2 separate regions of the Mus musculus genome follow, and region 2 is linked to region 1. Evidence: chromatin contacts called from ENCODE Hi-C data. All regions are on one chromosome and are shown on one strand. Each heading gives the region's core, a stretch centred on a gene start or an enhancer-like site at or near the end of the contact. The rest is flanking DNA. Distances are from core to core; before and after follow the strand shown.

Region 1 (2,948 bases), core at 276-2,775:
ATGATAGGTACATTTTTTAGTTTTCTTGAATTCAATATCCGAGACAGAATGTTGTTCCCATAGTGGCTGTACCATCTCTCAGGTCTGCCAACAGTGCACAGTGTTTCAGTTTCTCCACCTCCTCCGGGGACTTGTTATTCTGGGGTTTGTTTGTTTTGTTTTTATAGTAGCAATGTTAAGGTGTGTGAGAAGCTCATTGTTGCATTTCGTATTTGTTTTTAAGTCAGTAAATGGCTATGGAAGGGACTTCACATGAGATGCCTGCCCTGTCCATCAAGGTCTCTGAAGGTCAAGCTTTCTCGAAGTAACCTTTTCTCAAAGAACCCATGCTTGCTGACAGAACAGCTGGGCTAACAGCACAGAGATCTTTGGTGTCGATCTCTGCCGCTCACGTGGGGATACCCCACAGGGGTTCAAATCACACACAGCCCTTTCTCACTCAGAAGTGCTGTGGATCTGTGTGCTGGATGTGCCAGTGTCAGAAGAAGGAAGAGAAAGAGGCAGCGGTGGAGGGAGGAGGAGGGAGGAGGAGGAGGAGCAGGAGGAGGAAGAGGAAGAGGATGATAAAAATGAGGAGGAGGAGGAAGAAGAGGAGGCTCAGAGGAGGAGGAGAAGGGGAGGAGGAGGAGAAAAAAATGAGTCTTTCACAGTTAACTGTCATGTACTTTCCCACAGGCCCAAGAAACAGTACCATGAGCAAGCAAAAGGCCACAAATTACTGTATGAGGCATCTCTAGCAACGTGTGGCTCCTGGAGAAATCCTATCATGACAGACCTCAATCTCTGTTGCTTTTGAGTTAAGCAGTCAGTGCCCGCCAATTCCCTGTGCCATTTCTCCCTCCAGCCAAGTCAGTCGGCTCACCCAGCCCATTTCCACTGAATTCTCCAACACAGCCTTTCTAGAGCAAGCCATGACACACGAGAGTTCAAACCAGTAAAAGGAAAGACTAAAACCCCTCCTTCCCTAATGCATGCCTTTTAAACAATTATTTTACATCTTATATTGACTTATTCATTTGTGTGAGTGTGTGCCCATGTGTGCAGCATGAGGGAGTCGGTTCTCTTCTTCTACCATGTGGGTCTGGGTGATTAACTTGGGTTCTCACTCAGACTTGGCTGTAAGCACCTTCATCCGCTAAGCACCCCTCCCAGACCAGTCCTTCCCCCCAACTCCCTTCCCATTTGTGTCAGGGAGGCTGAGCATGAAGCTGGTGTCTTTGCTAATCTCTGTGACCGGCTGTAACCATAAGACAAGAACTCAGGAGAAGGCCTTGCTTTCCCTCGTCCCCTTGAAAGCAGAAGTGGCATCCAGGTCCTCACAGGAGTGACAGCCGGCTTGGCCGGAATTTTGGCTTTGGCTTCTGTAAGGATTCATACTTACAGAACACCCCAGTTTTATAGTTTGGCCGTTAAGATCCAAGTCTCCAGTTGATTAGATAAGGAATTCCAAGCGAGGCGGTTCAGGGTGGAGGAGGAAGTTGATACATTACAGCCCGTCCTGTTCCTATTTGGTGAAGCCCCTCCACCCTCTCAACTTGCCTTTACAGACTTTCCCTCGCCAAGCATGTCCTTGGCAGGCACCGAGTCTTCTTTGAAAGTTTTCTGTGTCGAATAAGAGGCCTTTGATTTTTTTTTGGGGGGGGGGGGAGGGAGGTTCCTTTTTTAACTTGCTGTGGTTAAGAGCCCTGGGGCCCCTAGTTACTATTTCTATGGCATTCGGATTACACACACAAGCAAACAGTTGAGTTCATCATAACCTTTTAATAACCACTTCCATCTGCATTTCTCTTTAGAGTGTCGATGATGTTTGCACACATAAGTGTTCATGGGGCCCACATATTCACAAATACTGTGATTGATAAAGCAGAAGTTAGTCCTGTTTTATAGAGGAGTTAAGCCTTAGAGGGATCAAATGGCTGGCCCTAGGCCACTCAGGCACACAGGACTCGAGCCCAGACCTTTTGACTTTTAATCTGTACCAAGGAGGATTCTGCTTTGTATGGGTGATTATGGAATTATGAAAAACGAGTGGAAAAGAAGGTCAGTAGATTATTCCAGTGTCTAGTGCTTGCAAAAGATTTGAGAAGTATGGGAGAAAATAAAATCAATCAAATGAAAGTCACTAAGTGTGTGACATTCAAGACTCAGGAAATAATCTTACAGAAACTGTGGGGAAAGAATATGATAGACTGCTGAAGTTCATTTATCTAATCTTTGACAGTAATCTCCAGGAAGAGCTAAATGAGAAATGAATGAATATGTGGATGGAGTTACCAAGAACTCTACATAAGTTTTTAGAATGAGAGCCTGGGTCATTTAACTGGAGTCCCTACAGCAGTGGCTCCCAACCTGGGGGTCATGAGCCCTTTGGAGGTCAAATGACCTTTCACAGGGGTCGCCTAAGACCATCAGAAAACACAGACATTTACATTATGATTCATGACAGTAGCAAAATTACAGTTATGATATAGCAACAAAAAATGTGATTTTTATGGTTGGGGGGGTCACCACTGCATGAGGTCACCACATGCATTAAAGGGTCACAGCAGTAGGAAGGTTGAGAACCACTGGTCTACAGGGAGAGAGTATAGAGGTGGTAAAAGATTGTCTCCCTGTAAGGAGCAGAGCTCAGGCCTCTAATCCCAGCATTCTGGAGGCTGAAGCAGGAGGATCACAAGTTCAGAGCTAGCCTGGGCTACAAAATAAGACCCTGCGTCAAAAAAAACCTACCCCTCCCCAAAACACCCCACAAATTAAGGGAAGAGAGACACATATGTGTATGGAAAGAAAGTCTGGGTTTACAGTGGCTCCCAGGGCCCTTGCCTCAGAATCACATGTTTGGTAACAGAGCCAACATTGTCCAAGCAGCCTCGGCTTAGAGATTAACACTTGCCTGTATCTTGATGTTTTTGTTGATATTAATCACCTTCATCAATTGATGTGAGAAT
Region 2 (2,948 bases), core at 225-2,724, 35 kb before region 1:
CCTTGGCCTTCCAAAGAATTTCTCTCTCGAAGAGTGTTAACACAGGCTTGAGTCCTCCAGTTTCTTGGAAGTCTATGGAACAAGAGGGTAACCAATCATGATCACAGCCTTTTTGTGAATAAGAATGTTCTAATACATGGTTTTGGCCAGCACCTTGTTCATGTAAGACAGTTAACTCCGAAAATGAGAGCTTTGAATACCCCCAATGGATTTCGGAAGATTATACTGACCATAAGATTAGGATACTTCCACGATCATCTTTATTGTCAATCATTTCTCCAGTTTTGAAATATTTCCTATACTTATTTATTTGCAGGTGTATATGTTTATGTGAATGTATCTCACACGTTTGCAAATGCATGGAGACCAGAAGGGGACTCTGGATTCCCTGGAGCTGGGGTTACAGATGGTGCGGAGAACTGAACTCATGTCCTCCAGAAGGGCAGCAAGCACTCTTTACCACTGAGCCATCGCTTCAGCCCCTTTACTTTCAATCTTTCTCGGGATGGAAGGCATTGCAGGGAGGAACCGCTGGCTCGAACTTACCTGTACGTTATAATCCCCTTCACAGTGCCCCTCAGCCCACACTGGTGCAGTTAAGCCTTTGCCAAGGAGACTCAAACATTTGTCATACAAAACCATATCTGATGATCAGTGAGATGCCGTGTAGTCAAACTGCCTGCCTTCCAATCACGGCCTCCATGAGGCTTAAATAAAAGTGAATGAAAACCACTTAAAAGAAGGCAGGCACGAGCGAATTCTATAACTGCTACTAACTAACAAGTTTTGTTGTTGTTGTTTTGTTTGTTTTTGAGACGGGGTCTCCCTTTGTGCCTCTAACTGGCCTGGAACTCACTATGTAGACCACCATGCGAGAAAGCTAACAGCTTTCAAAATATCCCTTCCACACAAACCCACTTCACAAGTATTCTTTTGTTTGTTTTGGTTTGGGGGTTTGTTTTTTTAGGCACTGTAGCCTAGGCTGGCCTCCAACTAACCACCAACAGCTGTTCTCCTGTTTCTGCCGCCTGAGTCCCGGCATCACAACTATCACACCCAATTCTTTGACGTCTACGTAGCTACCTTCTCACAAGAAGGAAAAAACACAGCAGAGAGGAATGCACATCTGCCCCTTGAAGTTATCTTCTTTCTTGTGTCTCTGTCTTCAGAATCTTACTATACAGAGACTAGGAGCCATGTCTTGTTCCTGTCTAGCCCTGGTACCCACCTCCCAGCGAAGCTGACTGGCAGTCCGTTTGGGCACCATCCCTGAGAGACTAGCTGTCACTTACAGGAGGACACGGAGAGACCCACTCATCACACCCCGCCCCCACACCCGCTGACATGTCTCAATCTTTAATCCTGGAATCTTCCACCCGTGACGTGATTATCCCAGGTCTGCGCACGGCGCATGCGGACGACTGCGTCGTGCGTCCGCCAGGGGGTGGCAGTGTGCGCCCTGCGTCAGAGCGCATGCCCCGCTCCGTGACCGTGACCGTGGCCGTGACTGAGGGCTGCGCGGAGGCAGCGGAGCAGCGGGAGCAATGGGGGAGGAGGCGACGGCGGTGGCAGCGGCTGGGGTGCGGCCCGAGCTGGTGCGGGAGGCGGAGGTCAGCCTGCTGGAGTGCAAGGTGTGCTTCGAGAGGTTCGGCCACTGGCAGCAGCGGCGCCCGCGCAACCTGCCCTGCGGCCACGTGGTCTGCTTGGCCTGTGTCGCCGCTCTCGCGCACCCGCGGACGCTGGGCCTCGAGTGTCCCTTCTGCCGGCGGGCCTGCCGAGCCTGTGACACCAGCGATTGCCTGCCGGTGCTGCACCTCCTGGAGCTCCTGGGCTCCACCCTCCACGCGTCCCCGGCTGCCCTCAGCGCCGCCCCCTTCGCGCCGGGGACTCTCACCTGCTACCACGCCTTCGGCGGGTGGGGGACCCTAGTGAACCCCACAGGGCTTGCACTGTGCCCCAAGACCGGACGGGTAGTGGTCGTGCACGACGGGAAGAGACGGGTCAAGATCTTTGACTCCGGAGGAGGAGGTGCACACCAGTTTGGAGAAAAGGGGGACGCAGCGCACGACGTGAAGTACCCACTGGATGTCGCCGTCACCAACGACTGCCATGTGGTTGTCACCGACGCTGGCGACTGCTCCCTCAAAGTGTTTGATTTCTTTGGCCAGATCAAGCTGGTTGTGGGAAAGCAGTTTTCCCTGCCTTGGGGTGTGGAGATCACCCCTCACAATGGGGTCCTGGTGACTGATGCAGAGGCAGGGACTTTGCACCTGCTGGAAGCGGATTTCCCTGAAGGGGTCCTTCGGAGGATTGAGAGGTTGCAAGCTCACCTATGCAGTCCCCGTGGGTTGGCAGTGTCATGGCTCACGGGGGCCATCGCGGTCCTAGAGCATCCTTGTGCCTTTGGGAGGACTGGCTGTAACAACACAAGGGTGAAGGTGTTCAACTCCACTATGCAGCTGATTGGCCAGGTGGATAGCTTCGGGCTGAACCTCCTCTTCCCCTCCAAAGTAACTGCCTCTGCTGTGACCTTCGATCACCAAGGAAACGTGATTGTTGCTGACACCTCTGGTCCAGCCATCGTCTGCTTGGGGAAACCCGAAGAATTCCCAGCCCTGAAGCCTATAATCACTCACGGCCTCTCCCGTCCTGTGGCACTGGCCTTCACCAAGGAGAATTCTCTTCTTGTGCTGGATACTGCATCCCATTCTATAAAAGTCTTTAAAGTGATGGAGGGCAACGGAGGGTGATGGGGATCCTGAAGCCAGGAGTCAGAAATCTTGGTGTCATTGGGAGTGAATTGGTCTCACCCATCCATCCAGACAGAAGTAATGGTAACTGAATGGCAAAAGCAGTTACTAAGGCAGTTTTAAAAGACTAATAATTAAATTTGTCATTCGGTGAATGCCTGTTCCCGTGTTAAGAAATTTGCAGATCTTAGCCTGTTT

The links. A loop is a pair of places that touch in the nucleus more often than their neighbours do.
Region 2: a map of heart shows a loop between it and region 1 (2.4-fold over the local background). The contact joins the promoter of Nhlrc1 here to the enhancer-like site in region 1. A Hi-C loop is called at or near these places in 5 of 37 maps with a recorded cell type or tissue (heart and left cerebral cortex).

What each region holds. Positions count from the first base shown.
Region 1 is chr13:46,978,553-46,981,500 of GRCm38, reverse strand. No RefSeq gene overlaps it. Among named protein-coding and RNA genes, the nearest start is that of Gm52038, 11 kb to the left of the region's middle. Within about 2 kb of position 1,525, at least 2 of the 3 ENCODE cell types and tissues checked have a DNase peak (open chromatin) inside an H3K27ac peak, as active enhancers do; they include heart, where a contact is called at or near this core.
Region 2 is chr13:47,013,376-47,016,323 of GRCm38, reverse strand. It overlaps Nhlrc1 (NHL repeat containing 1), which reads left to right and starts at 1,474. Exons shown (of 1, transcript NM_175340.4): 1 at 1,474-2,948. The coding sequence starts at 1,545. The coding sequence ends at 2,750.